Regions from separate parts of the Homo sapiens genome. Here region 2 is linked to region 1. A link is a loop called in an ENCODE intact Hi-C map of the cell type or tissue named here. Cell type or tissue: heart right ventricle. All regions are shown on one strand. Each heading gives the region's core, and the rest is flanking DNA. Links, peaks and the distances in the headings are about the cores only. Region 1 has its middle 49 kb from the start of CDKN3. Region 2 has its middle 140 kb from the start of DDHD1-DT.

Region 1 (9,938 bases), core at 1,088-9,087:
GAATTCCAATCATCTAGAACCACAGGAGTGAATGCAGGGTGTGGCCTAAGGAGCAGGGTGAGAGCGCGATGTGGTAGTCTGATGGGATGTGGATGAAGGTCTGTGGTTAGCTAAAGCAGAGTTAACCTTACATTGTCTCTAAGTCAGGGCAGGAATTCTTCCTAAGTCCCTTCCGAGACCCTGTCCAGCCACAGAAACTCTATGAGCTGGGTTGCCAGATTCAAAAATGAAACTACAGGATGACCAGTTACATTTGAATTCCAGATAAACAAAAATAATTTGAAAGCATTTGCTGTTTATCTGAAATTCAAATATAACTGGGCATCCTGTATTTTATTCAGCACCTCTACGTGTAAGGAGCCCCATGGCCTGGGGAGAGAGGCAGTGCAGCACACGAAGGCCAGCATGCAAGGCCAATGGGTCACAGCCTCCATGTCACAGCTACCGAAACTGTCCCTTACAGAGACTCTGAACACGTCCTTCTGACAGGTAGGAATAGAGAGAGGAGGGCTGCGTGGTAAAGTCACCGGCCGACAACAAAGTTACAGGGCTCCAAGTTAAAGTCAGTCTCTCAGCTCATTTCTGGCCCTGGAGCTTCTCCTGAAGGTGCTGTACGGAATGCTCTAGAAGAAGTTTGGAATGGGGGTGGGGCATGTCAGGCAACCCAGAGAAATGTTCTCCCAGCCCAGGTAATAAACGTACCCCTTTCCCCAAAGTACCGTTAAAGATGTTTAAAAAAAAATCTTAAAGAAAAAAAAAAAAAACCCTTTAAGCTGACCTCCTGCCAAAGTACACATCAATTATACAGCTTCAGTCAGGCGGATGCTCGAGGAAAGGGGATCATGTTACACCCAGCTGGGCACTTTGTAGTTAGCACAAATGTAATATAAAGCGCAGCAGAGTTCATCAAGTGTCTGTCTGGATTTTCAGTTTTCATTAGTGCTATAATTAAAACCACATTTTCAGCTCTATTACCTGTAACAAGAAAGGAATGAGAAATGAGCTTGTCAAGGTCAGGCTTTTCCAGCTATTTATACTGAGGATCTGCAGGCCACAAGTTGTTGCATTTGGTGTAAACCAGAGCGACCGGCCAAATGTCGCACTCCAATCCATCCTGTGTGGCTTGAAAGGCACGCTCATGAGGTCATTTCCTTTGAGTGGCCACTGGGTCGCAGATGTCCACACGGCACCAAGGACCGGGAAAGATGGGTGATCAGGTAAATCCACCCTGGGCCATGGAGGGGTTTTCTCTCCCATTATGATCAAATTGGTTTCACCTCCTACAACAGCCCCCAAAGGCAGTTCTCAGACACTCGTGTTGAGGGCAGAAATCCTAAAGTCTAAAGACCATCCCCTTCCAACCTTGATGTGAGGTTGTGCAGGAGAGGGCTGGATGGGAAGGTACATTTTAAACCTCCCCTGTTCAACAACACACACACACACACACACACACACACACACACACACACACACACTTCACAGTCCTCACTCTAGGCCGCAGATCCTTTCAGCCTGAACTTCCAGGCAGATATAGAACCCAGCCACTTCTCCCCAACACGCTGGTCCCTGGTACCACCATCTCTCCCCTGGATTCCAGGAAGAGTCTCCCTGATTCTGCCCGGCTCTCCCCTCCACCCTCCCACACACACCCCACCGTCTGTCCCAGCAGAGCAGCCAGACCGTGTCACTCCTCCACACAAACCCCTCCACTGGCTTCCGGATCTCTCAGATTAGAAGCCAGGCCTCACAGTGGTGCTGGGGCCCCACTCCCTCTGGCCTCCTATTGGTCCTGGTCTTCTCTCACTGCACTTCCCCCCATGCTCCTCCTCCCCACTCTGTCCCAGGCCGTCTGGCCTCTGGGGTCCTCAGACACAGCAGCCACAGTCCTTCCTCAGAGGCTTTGCACTTGCTGTGCCGTCTGCCCGGAGTTCCCTTCCTCCTGTTATCCTCATGACTTGCTCTTCACTCAAAAGGCACCTTTTATACAGGGAGGCCTTCCCTGACCACCCTACATCACAGTACAAGCCACCAGCACCCCTAACCCCTACCCCCCTTAACCCCCACCCCACTGACCACGGCATTCCCCATTTCCTCTCTCACCTTTATTTTTCCTCATGGCACTTATCACTATCTGGTCTACAACATACTACTTTACTTCTTTATTTTCTTTAGATGTCTGTCTCTTCTCACTCCCAGAATGTAAATTTCTTGAGGACAGAGATTTTTGTCTGTTCACTGCTGTATCCCCACTACTTAGAAGAGCCCTGGCATGTAATAAACAGTCAGCAGGTATTTGTTGAATGGATGAATACAATCCAGAGACGGCTCAAGCTAGCACCAAGTGGGCCTTCTGTGGGTGAATAATCACTTACTCCCTGAGATCCACCCAGTGAGAAAGTGCAAAGACCATCTGCTCTTCTACCCACCAACCCAAAGGTGGGTCTCTGACAAGTGCTTGGTCTCCGGGCAAACTCAAGATGGCTGAGACACATCTTTCTCCACCAGAACCACCCTTGGAGAGCCGACTGGTCATCCCTTACAGTAGATGAGATCCAGACTCCCCTCACCTTGTAGGAGGTAGAATGCCCTCCCAACAACACTGCCCTCCTTGCCTTCCAGCCTAGATCCTAGGTGAACTGGACCTGAGCACTGAGTACCTCACCTTGATGGTTATATCAACTTGGCTGGGCCACAGAGCCCAGATATGTGGTCAAACATTATTCTGGATGTTTCTGTGAAAGTGGTTTTGGATGAGATTTACATTAAATGAGTGGACTTTGAGTAAAGCAGAATGCCCTCCATAATATGGGTGGGCCTCATTCAATCAGCTGAAGGCCTAAATGGAACAAAAGACTGACCTTTCCTGAGCAAGTATAAATCCTGCAGCAGACAGCCTTCAGACTTGAACCACAGCACTGGCTCTTCCCAGGTTATCTAGCCTACTGGTCCACCCTGTAAATTTGGGACTTCCAGCTTCTGTAATCACATAAGCCAATTCTTCAAAAATCAATCTCTTTAAATATATATACACATATATATACACACATATATATACATATATATGAATATATATACATATATACACATATATACATATATACACACACATATACATATATACACATATATACATATATACACATATATATACATATATATACACATATATATATATACATATATATACACATATATATATAAAACATATCATGTATTAGTTATATTTCTCCAGAGAACTCTGACTAATACACATGGCTAAGCTGTTGAGATGTAGTTCTCCTGGGAGTCAACCCTCCTGCAGGAAACCAAGTTCTTCCAAGGGCCATCTGCTCTGGAAGCATGAGCTTCCATCTCATGCCTCTTCCTTTCATCCATGCGCAAAGACTTATACAGCCCCCTGGCATTCCCAGGACACCTTGCTGGTCACTTCCCAAACTAAAGGGCAGAAAAGAATCCCATATAACAAAAACTGTTGCTCAGCTGCTATACTAGGAACTCAAGGAAACATTTCTTTGTCTATGATGTCATCGTAAACAATCTTACCAGGAGCAATAATATTCATATGCCGCATGCAAACATCACACCGTCACTTCGTGCTAACACTTGACTGAAGTCTGAGAGGCTGAAGAAAGAGCAGAATAGTTAAGAGCATGAGCCCTGGAGGTCTAACTGCTGGGACTCCAGTCTCCACTCTGCCACAAACTAGCTGAGTAAAATGTGCCAATTCCCTTAACCTCAATTCTCTCATCTTTAAAATGGGATGCAATAATTATACCTATTTCACAGGACTGTAATAAAACCAAGTGGAAAAAATACAAGTGAAGCACATATCCCTGTGCCTGACATACGGCCCATGCTCTGTAAAGGTTACTGGTATTTATTGCTGCAGCAAGAAGCCCAGGCCTTAAAGAGTCTTCTACAAATGCACGCAGTACTCTGAAGAAGGTGATTAAATCAGTTATGACTCTGTGGGTTGCAAGTGAAAAGCAGAAAATCCTTCAAAAGATATAGAGCCCTCAAGAACTCTTGGAGGGCATGCTACCACAGACGAGTCTCTTCCACAGTAGCCCCAGAAGTGGTTGCACCACCACATAGATTGGATCCTATGGTGAAAGGCTGGGCTCACTTTAAGGCTGGGCAGACTGAATTGTGAAGAAACTCTGCGACTTATTCATAGATTGTGAGAATAAATGGTAAACAAGTAAATGAGCAAATACATCCATGCCAGGAAGGAAACAAACAGGGTGCTTTAACATTTAAAAAGAAGTGGGTGTGTCATACCCAGCACAGGCAATTCCATACAGACAAGACGGTAGATGAGTGGATGCCAGAGGCTGGGAGGAATGCGAGGTGGGCCGTGACTTCTTCATGGTATGAGGTTTCTTTTGGGGACAATGGAAATGTTCTGAAGTTAGATAGTGGTGATGGCCGTATAATATTGTGAATATACCGAAAACCATTGAATCGTACACTTTTAAATGGTGAATGTGGTGTTTTGTGAAATCTTATGTGAATTATATCACAATTAAATTTTTAATTAAAAAAGAAAAGCTGGCTGGGGCCGGGCCTATTTTAGATGAGGTAGTCAAAAAAGTTCCCTCCAAGGGGTTTCTATGACCAGAGGACTGAGAAATGGGAAGGAGCCAGCCTTTGGAAGATGCACGGAAGAGCTCACTGTGCAGATGGAAGAGCAAATGCAGATGCCACAGAGTGTGCCCCGCTTGGCAAGGTCCATGTGCTGTCCCAGATTCGGCCCCTGGGAAGGAAGAGAGAAAGAGAGCTTGAAGTGTAGGAAGAAGCTATATCCTAGAAGGCCTTGGTAGGGCACAGTAAGAAGTGGGGAGTTCATGCTAAATGAAATTGAAACCCACAGAAGGCTTTTCCGCAAAGGAGTGCCCACCCCACTTGCCATTTTTGGAAGATCGCTCCCAGCTCCCAGCACGCAAAGCACCCATTACCAAGTGGCAGGACCAACACAAGGTATGAGACATTGATGAGATTCATTCTCATTAGTTGGAAGCTTCTGCACTTTCAACAAAACTGTAACCAGGGGCTACGAATTAGATGATGAGCTTATTCTTAAGAAGACATGTTATAAAAGGTAATATGAAACAATATGGATTTCTTGTCTATTCCAAAAGGCACCTTCTCTCTTTCCCCATAAAATACTTGGTAATAAAAGGATACTCTGTCACCTCCCAGCTTCCTGGAGTGACAATGGCAATGCTGTCATTATTAAGTCAAGAGCGCCCTCTACAGTTATGAGTCTAGATTACAGCTTACTATTAGCCTCGAACAATGTCTACTTTTGTGAAAAATTACCATCCCCTCAGCTCATGCCATCCATGATAAGCTAGTCCCACCAACTCTTTCCTGAAAACTGAAGGAAAATATTCAAAGGAAGTGACATTGGCAGCTTTCTTGGATGACTGAAATGTCAACACAAATGTGTCGGCTCTTTGGAGTAACAGTCTCCATAGGCCAAAAGGAGGATGGTCGGGTGTATGTGTGTGTGTACAATATACATCTATCTACTCACTGCTAATCAATATTTGATCTCATTATGTAACTGGAAAAAGAGAACATGTGTTTGATCACTTTGTGATTATCAAAATACTTGATATCAAGTCGGTGAAAAGTACTTCAAAAATGTAGAAGTTTATTATCTTGCCATAAAATAATAGAACAAAGAGGCAAGGGACTGGCTTCCATTGGCCCAGTGACAGCAGCAGGAGGCTAGGAGAAGCTCAACCAACAGCTGAGCAGTAGTATGGACGGGTTGAAAAAGCAATTGATATTTGGGAGGAAGGCTTTGACCAAAAAAGTGGGGAGATGGATGGAACCATGAAAATCGCATGAAAAAGTGCGAGAAGCTTTTTTAAAAATTCCCCAGGAGAGGGATTTTAAAAAGAATACCCAGAGAGAGGCGCCTGTGAGCAGCTGGAGAGGACAGGGAGGACTATTTGTCTAGGAAATTAGAGCTGTTAGGCAGAGCTGAACTGCCTAGAGAATGGGAAATCATAATTTGTGAAACGCTTTTATTGCACCCCGCCATGGTGGATTCCTTGTCCCAAATATTCTTACGCAAAATTTATTCGGGAAGGAGAAAGAAAGGGCATGCGAGTTCAGAACCTGTCTCACGCCTCTAAAACTTCCAGGCCACCTTCAGTACAAAGAATGGGGGGAATGTCCGGGCGAGCCACGGGAGGCGTTGGGGAGAGGGGAAAACGGATTCCTTCCTGCCGTTCTGCTTCCACTGATTAATACAGCCATTAAAAAATGAAATCTGTTCCTTAGACAAAATATGGTGAAACATTCCTGCGCGCTCCATCCTTGAAACAGATTTCAGTATTGGCCTGTCTTCTCAGTGTTTGTTTTGGTTCCTTCAGCCCACGCTGGAGTCCATGGGTTTTTTCCTTCACTCATCATCTCGCCTCCTGCTGCTTCAGCCGAGAATGAAGTAATAATTCAGCAAGCTGTTCAGGACTTCCCATCAGCCCAACTGCACCGCGCCGTGTTTTGAGGGCTCAGGCATCCTTGAACTCCACGGCAGAGCAAGCCGCGGGAAGGAACTCACTCATGTTGGCTCCCTTGCCTCAATTAAGGCAGTTTAGGAAGCAAAGTGAGAGAAGCACTTTAAAAAGCACAAGAATATCTCCTCGTGGGTCCTCACTTGCATGTTCTTACGAAGCCGGATTGTTCGTAGCCTACTCTGCAATTTCAGAGTGGTGAGTGGCTCCAAAGCAGCTTACAAGGAAACATAACTGTCACAGAGGCTAAGAGATTGCTTAAAAATAAATTACTGATTCTCTTTTCCTGAGAGCAACCTGCTGTGACCTTTGGAAGGCTTCTTTTGGGTCTTCAATTTTGCATCTGCCTGAGCTAAAAGGGATTGCCAGAGTCCCACTGTTTGGTTTATGACCCAGCTCATCCCTGTCCCTTGGAGGACGTGAGGACATGAGCCTGGCATTAGTGCACACTGTAAATGTGTTTGTGCCCAGAACTCTCTAGAATAGAAAGGTTTCCAAGTACTTCACTATAATGACTTAGTCACAAATGAATTTTAATATGCTAGAAGAACATGAGTATTTTGGATGAAAAGCCAATCTTTTCGTCCCCCCTTTTAAAATAGAAAGAAGCATAGCATCTGAGCTCTGTGGAAGGGACCATCCAAAACTAATGAAATACCATCTTAACGTAAGCACCTAAAGCAAGCATGTGTGCGCCATGGGGGCCTCAGTCCTGGTGGTTTCCTGGAGAAGATTTCACATGAGAGAGAAAAAGCTTCTCTGTTCCCTGATGCAGTGTGGATATTTTTAAATGGACTTTATGCGTTTTTTGTTTATTTGGTTTGGTGCTGAAAAATTAGACAAGGCACTCAGCTCTCTTCACATGACTAAAGTTTGAACTTGTGCATAATGAGTGCAAAATAGTGTCTGAAAATAGCAAAGAACAGAAGAGTAAGATGATCAGCGGGAAGGGAGGCAGCACGTCATAGGGAAGGCAGCCAGTACTCTGAAAAGCAATCCAACAAATAATTAACTGGTTGAAAGCCAAGAGGACAGTATGATAACAGACACTGATAGACACTAATTATAAGTGCAGTACTGTGAAACATGAAGAAATGATATGGTTAACAATCCTAAAAATGTTACAATGGGCAATGTAAGATGAGCAAGGAAGCTACAAGGAACACTCTATCGTGTTATATTTTGGCTGCTAATTTCTAGCAATAACACATTTATAATGATATGCTATTAACAAATTGACCAATACATCTTTTTTTTTTTTTTTTTTTTTTGGAGACAGGGTCTCGCTCTGTCGTCCAGGCTGGAGTGCAGTGGCACAATTTTGGCTCACTGCAAGCTCCGCCTCCCGGGTTCACGCCATTCTCCTGCCTCAGCCTCCCGTGTAGCTGGGACTACAGGTGCCTGCCACCACGCCCAGCTAAATTTTTGTATTTTCAGTAGAGACACCGTTTCACCGTGTTAGCCAGGATGGTCTTGATCTCCTGACCCCGTGATCCACCCACCTTGGCCTCCCAAAGTGCTAGGATTACAGGCGTGAGCCACTGTGCCCGGCCGACCAATACATCTTTTGAACCACTGAAAAGGTTGGCTGAACAGAAAAGTATTTTTGCATGTAATATATATGGAAAGGAAAGAGAGAGTGTCAGATTATAGGAAGAGTTACACTGAGTCAAGCCCATCAAGGTACAAGGTTGAAGGTAAGATCCCAGGTGAAAGCCAGGCACGGTGGCTCATGCTTGTAATCCCAGCACTTTGGGAGGCTGAGACAGGATCACTTGAGCCCAGCAGTTCAAAACCAGCCTGGGCAACCTAGTGAGACCTTGTCTCTACAAAAACTAAACAAAATTAGCCAGCAATGGTAGCTCTCACCTGTGGTCCTAGCTACTCAGGAGGCTGAAGTGGGAGGATCACTTCAGCCGGGCAGGTCAAGGCTGCAGTGAGCTGTGATCATGTCACTGTACTCTGTCTCAAAAAAAAAAAATAAAAGTGTTCCTACTTCTCCACATCCTCTCCAGCACCTGTTGTTTCCTGACTTTTTAATGATTGCCATTCTAACTGGTGTGAGATGGTATCTCATTGTGGTTTTGATTTGCATTTCTCTGATGGCCAGTGATGATGAGCATTTTTTCATGTGTTTTTTGGCTGCATAACTGTCTTCTTTTGAGAAGTGTCTGTTCATGTCCTTTGCCCACTTTTTGATGGGGTTTGTTTTTTTCTTGTAAATTTGTTTGAGTTCATTGTAGATTCTGGATATTAGCCCTTTGTCAGATGAGTAGGTTGCAAAAATTTTCTCCCATTTTGTGGGTTGCCTGTTCACTCTGATGGTAGTTTCTTTTGCTGTGCAGAAGCTCTTTAGTTCAATTAGATCCCATTTGTCAATTTTGGCTTTTGTTGCCATTGCTTTTGGTGTTTTAGACATGAAGTCCTTGCCTGTGCCTATGTCCTGAATGGTAATGCCTAGGTTTTCTTCTAGGGTTTTTATGATTTTAGGTCTAACGTTTAAGTCTTTAATCCATCTTGAATTGATTTTTGTATAAGGTGTAAGGAAGGGATACAGTTTCAGCTTTCTACATATGGCTAGCCAGCTTTCCTAGCACCATTTATTAAATAGGGAATCCTTTCCCCATTGCTTGTTTTTCTCAGCTTTGTCAAAGATCAGACAGTTGTAGACACGCGGCATTATTTCTGAGGGCTCTGTTCTGTCCCGTTGATCTATATCTCTGTTTTGGTACCAGTACCATGCTGTTTTGGTTACTGTACACATGGACACAGGAGGGGGAACATCACACTCCGGGGACTGTTGTGGGGTGGGGGGAGAGGGGAGGGATAGCATTGGGAGATACATCTAATGCTAGATCACGAGTTAGTGGGTGCAGCGCACCAGCATGTCAATGTATACATATGTAACTAACCTGTACATTGTGCACATGTACCCTAAAACTTAAAGTATAATAAAAAAAAATTAATAAAAGATCCCAGGTTACTCCCCAGATGCAAAGACCCTATAAAGCCTTCCTAAAATAACCAGTCTTATCATCTCAATTGGCTGATGCTTAACGTGCAGTCAACAATTTTTTTTTTTTTTTTTTTTTTTTTTAAGAGACTGAGTCTCGCTTTGTTGCCAGGCTGGAGTGCAGTGGCATGATCTCGGCTCACTGCAACCTCCACCTCCCAGGTTCAATTGATTCTCCTGCCTCAGCCTCCCAAGTAGCTGGGACTACAGGTGCGTGCCACCATGCCTGGCTAATTTTTCTATTTTTAGTAGCAACGGGGTTTCACCATGTTAGCCAGGATGGGCTCCATCTCCTGACCTCATGATCTGCCTGCCTCAGCCTCCCAAAGTGCTGGGATTACAGGCATGAGCCACCGCGCCTGGCCGCAGTCAACACTTATTTCATCTTTAGCTTT
Region 2 (9,938 bases), core at 1,258-9,257, 1.1 Mb before region 1:
TTTTAATCATTGAAATAATTATAGGTTTTTAAACTTCCTCTGGAAAACAATTATTTGTTAGCATTTCATGCATATTACTTTTTCTTTCATTTGGGTTATTTTCCCAAGATAAATTTCTTATGGGGGGATATTACTAGGCCAGTGGGCTGATCATTTCTATGGTTTCTTATACTGTTTAATATCAGACACATGATTGGAAATGGGAGTGCTAACTGAATCAGAGTCAAATGAGGTCATCATAGCACTGTCTCTATAGAGATATTTTCATGACATATCAATATATTGCTGACAATTGATGTTAATTAGAGGTTTACTTGCTGAATGTCTTAACTTCTTGGCGTTCTCTGTGGCTGTTCTAATGGTTGATGTGGTTAGGTCTGGTGCATGACCCCACATCTATCTGAGATTTATACTCCTTGAATTGCAATAATGTTCAGTGTACGTTTTAATCATTGAAATAATCATAGGTTTTTTTTTATTTCTCTAGAAAACAATTATTTGTTAGCATTTTTAAAACCTCAGAGGACAAAATAGAATTTAATGAAGGGAAAATAGAACATAGAGATGTGGACAAAGGGAAGTATCATGACATGCTTATGATCTTTGTCCAATTGTGCCCACCCTGCTATGCTGCTGACCGTCACACTAATCCATTAGGGCTTCACAAGGGAGCACGAGCCGGGTGTTCATGACTTGCTGAACTGATTTCTGGGAGAGTTTGGATGATGTACAAGTGACTAGCTATATATGCATGTGCCGAATTAGACAAACCTCCTTCAGTTTCAATTGGATGGTACTACCTACCCCTTTTCTGCTCTTGCACTTCTTCAGCTTAGCCAGCAGGCCTTGAACCCTAATGTAGTACCCCAAGCGAGCCACTCTCTTGGTGCTGTGGTCATGGCCTCTGTTGAGGCACCCTGGATCTCATCACTCATCCCTTTGCCCCAGAACCTTGATAGGCAACTCTTCCTTATTAGGGAAAGCATGTATCACTAAATTCTTGATGGAGACTGAAGCCAATATTTTATTACATATTGATATTTTTAGAGATACCAAACTTAAGATATTAAGCAATGACATCAGACCCAATATCAGATTTCTCAATGAGACATTTTGAGTGTGGCTGTTTGTTTGTTCCCTCATTTTACACTCTGTGAAGGTTAATATCGCATGTTGCCTCATACATTGCCTAAGCTCACCTGTTCTGCCTGCCAGTGACTGTGGCTTCGGTTGTTGCTCACAGCTGTTCAGGTGCAGATCACCTGCTCTTAACTTCTCCATTGGCTACTTGCTCTGTCTTTTGTACTCAAAACCCAAGAGTTGGATATTTTATCTTTCTAGTTCCACTTCTCACTGGGTCCATGGAGGTCTCCTGGCCTGACGCTCCTATGGGCAATGGTGACAAGGCAAAAATGAGGTATGAAAGAGACACTGGTGAACATCCCATCACATAACTGCCTGTGTTGATTTACTGTTTCTTGCCTCTTTGTTGACAATTGATGCTTCACTCCATTTCCTCAGCTGCTGCTTTGCATTATTATGGTGGTGATTATGGTATTCTAGCCTGGCTACGTTGCTTCTAAGTAAACACCTCTCTCGTTTCAGCCTGGCCCCAAATTCTTCCTACCCTGATGCTGTTGCTGATATGGCCAGTGTTTTTCCTGGGCTGGCATAGCCTTGGTCAGCTAGAGCTGAGAAGCACTTGCCAATTTACTTCAGGCACCACCCAGTCCATATTGCTTATTTAGGATACAAGTTTGGTCCACAGGTGTTTGAGTTTGCAACCCTTGAACAGGCTTTTTAGCCTCATACCTGCGTGCCTGCAGGCTCTCTGCCCACTTGTATTTTCCTGAGTTCCCAGGACTATATCTTATATTTGCGAAAGTTGTTTTGTGGCCTTGTTTTTGGCACCCTGAGCTAGATGCTGCCACCACAGTTGCTGTTATTGGTGCTCTCTTGGGTACAGATCTTTACCAATGACCCCAGCCACTGTCAATTTGCTCAGAGCTGTAATGGTTCTAACTTTCCCGAAAGTACAGGGACACACTCTTTCTTTCTTCAGTACCATGATCTGTTAGAGGGGTCTCCAAGTAAAATTGCTGGGCCTTGCGTAGTTTAATGAGAGCTCTGCAGTTTCACACGCCTAGGGGTACCTGGACTCCTCCATGAGGCTGGGTTAGGCCAGGATCAAGCAACAGTAGCCATTTCTGCATCTTGAAACCAGTGCTCCCTTCTGTGTATTAACCCCGTGGAGGAGTCTGGATTCTTTAGGATGATTTTTTTTCAGAGGTCCTGAAATGGGACACTTTACAGTTTGAATCTGTTGGATCTCCCTGCTCCACTTCGGAGTTCCCACAAGTTTATGTATTTCCGAACGCCACTTGCAGTTTTCAACTTTCTCCCCAGGAAGCCTCTCAACCTCCCCGAAAACTGGAGAATGCAATAGATACGGTGAAGGAGGGTTGTCTAGCCTTACCTCCGTAGTCCTGAAATATATTTACATTTTAATCTCAACCCCAGACAGAATGCCTTTATGAAGTTTAGCACCTGGCTCCCTCAAACATAACTGTAATGATGTATCTGATTTGCATTGGTGCCCCCTAAATGCCTGGCACAGGACTTTGTGCATAATTGGTGTTCGGTTATGTTTTAATTGAATGATTAAAGATTTGATGGGATAAAGATGTTTAAAGACAAAGAAAAAATTTGTTTACAGCAAAGTTGAGGTTGGACTGCACAAGTTTTCAGTCTGCACCTTTACTTTCAGAACTATTCATTTTCCAATTGGAAATGCTTGAGGGGCTTTAAGGCATCTGGATAACAATCTTTTCTGGACTGTAAAGATGGAGACCAACACCCAAAGATGTCACAACAAGTGCATATCACCTGATATGAAATAAAAATTAAGCTTAAAAACAGTTTGTTAGCATAATCTTATTTTAAAAAGGAATTTGCATAGAGAAAAGACTGAAGGACATATGGCATGACTATTAATAACATTCCTGTGAGCAATAATACTATGGTGAACTTTTATCCTTTCTTTTTGATTATTTCTTCCTTTCCTTTCTTTCTTTCCTTTCTTTCTTTTTTTTTTTTTGACAGAGTCTCGCTCTGTTGCCCAGGCTAGAGCGCAGTGGTGTGATCTCGGCTCATAGCAAGCTCCACCTCCCGGGTTCACGCCATTCTCTCCCCTCAGCCTCCAGAATATCTGGGACTACAGGCGCCCGTCACCATGCCTGGCTAATTTTTTGTATGTTTAGTAGAGATGGGGTTTCACTGTGTTAGCCAGGATGGTCTCGATCTCCTGACCTTGTGATCTGCCAGCCTCGGCCTCCCAAAGTGCTAGAATTACAGGCATGAGCCCCCGTGCCTGGCCGATTTCTACTTTCTTAAAGCTATGACAATGAACATATTTTTGTAACACAATATTAAATATAATGTCTTACTATTTTATTTTATTATACTTGTATGTGATTTTAATTAAAGGAAGCAAACAGAATGCACAATATGGAGCCCTCTGAGTTACTCTTGGTAACAGATTGACTTGAAAACAAATGCATGCCTAAGTGAATTATATTCCTGAGAAATTCTAATGGAAAAGTATATGAGCCATCTCAGGTATTCCACCAGGAGGAGACTATCTGGAGGTAATAACACTTGTCAAAGGAATAGAGTGTTGGCATCCTTTTTTTTTTTTTTTTTGAGACAGAGTCTTGCTCTGTTGCCCAGGCTGGAATGCAGTGGTACAATCTTGGCTCACTGCAACCTCTGCCTCCTGCGTTCAAGCAATTCTCCTGACTCAGCCTCCCAAGTAGCTGGGATTACAGGTGCCTGTCACCACGCCTGGCTAATTTTTTGTACTTTTAGTAGAGACGGCGTTTCGCCATGTTGACCAGGCTGGTCTCAAACTCCTGACCTGAGGTGATCCATCTGCCTCTGCCTCCCAAAGTGCTGAGATTACAGGCGTGAACCGCCGTGCCTGGGCTGGCATCCTTTATATAACAGAGAATGGGTAGCTTTTCATTATGCCGTATGTACACAGGGGTAAGAAAAAACAAAACAGAGAAATGTTCACATGGAATCTCAAAGGACCTTTGTGCCAAGGAAAAGTTATTTTTATTAGGGGAATCCTATGAAATACTTTTTCTCATTGTGATCCCCATCACTGTTGTTGTCATCATTTGTGATAATAGCAGTATATCATGGCGAGGAAGGCCTTGACCTTGGCATTCCACAGGCAAGTTTGAATCCTGGCTCTGTTACTCACCCTGTGACTCTCAACCAATCATTTAACTTTCTTATTGTCAGCTTCTTAATTTTTAAACTGGTAGATAATAATGCCAACTTGATATGGTTCTTATGAGGATCGAGGTAACATCAGTAAAGAACATAATGCTTTTGGCATGTAATAAGCATTCGATGCAGACAAGTGCATATTGCTATTAAGGATAACGATAGGAATTGTTGGTATCATTTATTGATACCTGTTATATCCAGGGAATTATTTTTATTTCCTTTATGCCTTTCTTTCACTTATTCCTTAAATCAACTTTTGATATGAATGAGAAAACTGGAGCCCCACAGAGTTTAAGTTAACCTGCCTAAGGTAAAGAAAGTGGCAATAAAAAAAAAGCTACAGCTGAGATTTGGACCTATATTGATGTGATTCAGATTTTTACTCAGGTGGCTCAATATTCCACAGAATTAAGGTTTGATGATGTACTATTTATATAGTGATTTATTTTTGGTAATTACCGATAATAAACTTTGACTAGCTTTTCAGCAAAACTTTATGGTAGAAAAAAATATTTATCTGACCACCAGAGGGCGCTTGACCAAAGTTCTGTAATTACACTCACCACTCAGAACCTCTCACATCGTTACATTCTACAGCGAAATAATTTGCCAGGTTCCATGTAGGTAAAACAGCAAAAGGCAGCAGTCCATACAATGAAGTAAATGTGTTTATTTTTGAAATAGAGTTGTCTTAGGTAGTCAGACTACGGGAATCCGGGAATACGGGAATCCCCTTTTGGACTATTTTCGGACATCCGTCCTTAGGCACACAATTTATTTAATGAATGTAATCCATTTTGATTTGTATTAAAGTAGCATCTGATTTAATAATTTGATGGTAACTTTCAGCTTAATCAGATTTTCATTAGTTAATTATTTGAAGGTATTTAGTTAAATACTTGAAATTTGAGGTTTATGGTAGAAGTGGCAAGTAGCCATTCATTCTGGCTGCACAGTAAGCAAGGGCATCTACTTCATTGTCCCCAAAGGAACTGACCTATGTTTTGTGAAGACGGTTTGATTAAATAAAAGCAATTTTGTCATCATTTAACAAGCAGTTTACCAATTGAGCACGTGTAGGGAGTATTATTTTCGCTCTGTCAGTCTTGGGAATTTCTGTAGTTTATAAAGTGTACAAAATCTGTTCTTCTAGGCACTTAACATGTAGCACTTTGTGTCAATTGTAATTACAAGGACATGCACAGCCATTCCTGTATTTGAAACCTGCTCAGAATATCTGCAGTTTAAATTTGCCAATGGAGAAATCATCCTACAATTTTAACAGAGTAAATATGAAATGAGAAGGATAAATTCTTATTTATTAAGGATCCAATTATTCAGTTTTTAGATCACATGAGTTATTTTGCTCCTCATTCACTCGACAGTTATGAATTGGTGCACAGTTTAATAAATACACACTGAATGGATAAATAATTAAGTGAATGAGTACTTCTCATATGCAAGGCACAGGTCTAGGTGCTGTGGGTCGTGTAAAACGAAGTTTATATGGTTTCTGATCTCTAACAAGTTTATGACATGGCTGGAAGATCAGGTGCATGTAAAAACAAGTGAAATAACACAAGAGTTAAGTAACAGTAAAAGGCATCACAAGAAAGATATAGTTAAATTCCAACTGAATGCTACAAAGAATGAGCGCCATGAATTTGAAGAAGAAGTTACGGTCAGGGTGGGCCTTATGGAGGAGGTGAGAGATAAGCTGGGCCTAAAATGTGAGAAAATTGGTGGAAGCAGAGGGCACTTTCAAATGGTGAAGGAAGTAGAATGAAAAAAAATGGAGCGAACCAAAGCAAGGAAGATGGATGGGAATGTACAGCGTATTAGTACATGTGGAGTATGAGAAAGTATACAGGCCCAGGCTTTTCAAACTAGGGCACTCACCTCCCTGGTGGAAGAGTTGTCCCCACAGTATAAACGGGGAGCACTCCCTCCAATGCCAGTTTCAACTGGAAAATATGAAGAAGGAATATTAAATAATTTAACTGGCAGATAAATTAAATGTTTAATATTAAAACAAATGTGGATGTATTATAACAGAGAGTTGATGAGATGGAAGCCCAGAAAGTTTGTGACTTGTTCAAGGTTGTGTAACTTGTTCAGAGGACAAGTCTAGCTGGAAGGCAGCATTGGGCAGGTTGTTCTCAGTCTTGAATATCATGGTCAAGTGTGTACTTTGCTTTTGCTCTACTATTATGTCCTTTTATATCACTTGACTGCTCATTAACTTCCCTGCCAAAAGGTGGTCAGGAAAAATAATAAAAGGAATTTGAACAAACTCATCACTTTTTTCCTTCTTGTTGATAGTGCTTATATGAGGATTAAGAAAAAATGATATCAAAGCTTTCAAATGAAGTTTGAAAATCATTTGTTAATTGAAATCATTTCAGTGTTCCCTGAACCCTATTGTTAACAGAGATAATATAGTTGGATATAAATAAAATGTACTGTGATGGCTAACAGGGGGACTATATGTTTTTCAGATCTGGGACACATTTGATTTTTGAGAAGAAATAGATTATTCATTTGGCAGGAAGTACTGGTTGAGTACTGCCAGTACAAATACTTTTTTAGGCCCTGAAAAATAGTCTCCCATCTTTAATGATGACCTGGCTGAAAAGAAAGCCTTGAACCTCAGGTGGGTGGGCTGGATTTCTTTTGTAGTCATAGGGCAAAGCTCTGAAGACATTTCCAGAATATCTCATCAGCAGAATGATTTTTTTAAAGTTTATTTTATTTTATTTTATTATTATTATTATACTTTAAGTTTTAGGGTACATGTGCAAAATGTGCAGGTTAGTTACATATGCATACATGTGCCATGCTGGTGTGCTGCACCCATCAACTCATCATTTACATTAGGTATATCTCCTAATGCTATCCCTCCCCCCTCCCCCCACCCCACAACAGTCCCCAGAGTGTGATGTTACCCTTCCTGTGTCCATGTGTTCTCATTGTTCAGTTTCCACCTATGAGTGAGAACATGCAGTGTTTGATTTTTTGTCCTTGCGATAGTTTACTGAGAATGATGATTTCCAATTTCATCCATGTCCCTACAAAGGACGTGAACTCATCATTTTTTATGGCTGCATAGTATTCCATGGTGTATATGTGCCACATTTTCTTAATCCAATCTATCATTGTTGGACATTTGGGTTGGTTCCAAGTCTTTGCTATTGTGAATAGTGCCGCAGTAAACATATGTGTGCATGTGTCTTTATAGCAGCATGATTTATAGTCCTTTGGGTATATACCCAGTAATGGGATGGCTGGGTCAAATGGTATTTCTAGTTCTAGATCCCTGAGGAATCCCCACACTGACTTCTACAATGGTTGAACTAGTTTACAGTCCCACCAACAGTGTACAAGTGTTCCTATTTCTCCACATCCTCTCCAGCACCTGTTGTTTCCTGACTTTTTAATGATTGCCATTCTAACTGGTATGAGATGGTATCTCATTGTGGTTTTGATTTGCATTTCTCTGATGGCCAGTGATGGTGAGCATTTTTTCATGTGTTTTTTGGCAGCATAAATGTCTTCTTTTGAGAAGTGTCTGTTCATGTTCTTCACCCACTTTTTGATGGGGTTGTTTGTTTTTTCTTGTAAGTTTGTTTGAGTTCATTATAGATTCTGGATATTAGCCCTTTGTCAGATGAGTAGGTTGCAAAAATTTTCTCCCATTTTGTAGGTTGCCTGTTCACTCTGATGGTAGTTTCTTTTGCTGTGCAGAAGCTCTTTAGTTTAATTAGATCCCATTTGTCAATTTTGGCTTTTGTTGCCATTGCTTTTGGTGTTTTAGACATGAAGTCCTTGCCCATGCCTATGTCCTGAATGGTATTGCCTAGGTTTTCTTCTAGGGTTTTTATGGTTTTAGGTCTTTAATCCATCTTGAATTGATTTTTGTATAAGGTGTAAGGAATGGATCCAGTTTCAGCTTTCTACATATGGCTAGCCAGTTTTCCCAGCACCATTTATTAAATAGGGAATCCTTTCCCCATTGCTTGTTTTTCTCAGGTTTGTCAAAGATCAGATAGTTGTAGATAAGCGGCATTATTTCTGAGGGCTCTGTTCTGTTCCATTGATCTATATCTCTGTTTTGGTACCAGTACCACGCTGTTTTGGTTACTGTAGCCTTGTAGTATAGTTTGAAGTCAGGTAGCGTGGATGCCTCCAGCTTTGTTCTTTTGGCTTAGGATTGACTTGGCGATGCGGGCTCTTTTTTGGTTCCATATGAACTTTAAAGTAGTTTTTTCAATTCTGTGAAGAAAGTCATTGGTAGCTTGATGGGGATGGCATTGAATCTATAAATTACCTTGGGCAGTATGGCCATTTTCATGATATTGATTCTTCCTACCCATGAGCATGGACTGTTCTTCCATTTGTTTGTATCCTCTTTTATTTCATTGAGCAGTGGTTTGTAGTTCTCCTTGAAGAGGTCCTTCACGTCCCTTGTAAGTTGGATTCCTAGGTATTTTATTCTCTTTGAAGCAATTGTGAATGGGAGTTCACTCATGATTTGACTCTCTGTTTGTCTGTTATTGGTGTATAAGAATGCTTGTGATTTTTGCACATTGATTTTGTATCCTGAGAGTTTGCTGAAGTTGCTTATCAGCTTAAGGAGATTTTGGGCTGAGATGATGGGGTTTTCTAGATATACAATCATGTCATCTGCAAACAGGGACAATTTGACTTCCTCTTTTCCTAATTGAATACCCTTTATTTCCTTCTCCTGCCTGATTGCCCTGGCCAGAACTTCCAACACTATGTTGAATAGGAGTGGTGAGAGAGGGCATCCCTGTCTTGTGCCAGTTTTCAAAGGGAATGCTTCCAGTTTTTGCCCATTCAGTATGATATTGGCTGTGGGTTTGTCATAGGTAGCTCTTATTATTTTGAGATACATCCCATCAATACCTAATTTCTTGAGAGTTTTTAGCATGAAGTGTTGTTGAATTTTGTCAAAGGCCTTTTCTGCATCTATTGAGATAATCATGTGGTTTTTGTCTTTGGTTCTGTTTATATGCTGGATTACATTTATTGATTTGCGTATATTGAACCAGCCTTGCATCCCAGGGATGAAGCCCACTTGATCATGGTGGATAAGCTTTTTGATGTGCTGCTGGATTCGTTTTGTCAGTATTTTATTGAGGATTTTTGCATCAATGTTCATCAAGGATATTGGTCTAAAATTCTCTTTTTTGGTTGTGTCTCTGCCTGGCTTTGATATCAGGATGATGCTGGCCTCATAAAATGAGTTAGGGGGGATTCCCTCTTTTTCCATTGATTGGAATAGTTTCAGAAGGAATGGTACCAGTTCCTCCTTGTACCTCTGGTAGAATTCGCCTGTGAATCCATCTGGTCCTGGACTTTTTTTGGTTGGTAAGCTATTGATTATTGCCACAATTTCAGAACCTGTTATTGGTCTATTCAGAGATTCAACTTCTTCCTGGTTTAGTCGTGGGAGAGTGTATGTGTCGAGGAATTTATCCATTTCTTCTAGATTTTCTAGTTTATTTGCATAGAGGTGTTTGTAGTATTCTCTGATGGTAGTTTGTATTTCTGTGGGATCGGTGGTGATATCTCCTTTATCATTTTTTGTTGTGTCTATTTGATTCTTCTCTCTTTTCTTC

What was found. Peaks named below come from ENCODE experiments on the same cell type or tissue, not always from the same donor. Only the 100,000 strongest peaks of a DNase experiment are listed, where the experiment ranks them.
Region 2: it touches region 1 in a loop (13-fold over the local background); 65 of 110 quality-filtered maps call a loop at or near these places.

The regions. Positions count from the first base shown.
Region 1 is chr14:54,342,944-54,352,881 of GRCh38, forward strand. No RefSeq gene overlaps it. Among named protein-coding and RNA genes, the nearest start is that of CDKN3, 49 kb to the right of the region's middle. In heart right ventricle, for the core only: a CTCF peak has its summit at 5,244 (motif pointing left); a DNase peak (open chromatin) is centred at 6,448; H3K4me3 peaks cover 934 bases; H3K27ac peaks cover 2,891 bases.
Region 2 is chr14:53,291,348-53,301,285 of GRCh38, forward strand. No RefSeq gene overlaps it. Among named protein-coding and RNA genes, the nearest start is that of DDHD1-DT, 140 kb to the left of the region's middle. In heart right ventricle, for the core only: a CTCF peak has its summit at 4,834 (motif pointing right); no DNase peak of the experiment used is centred there.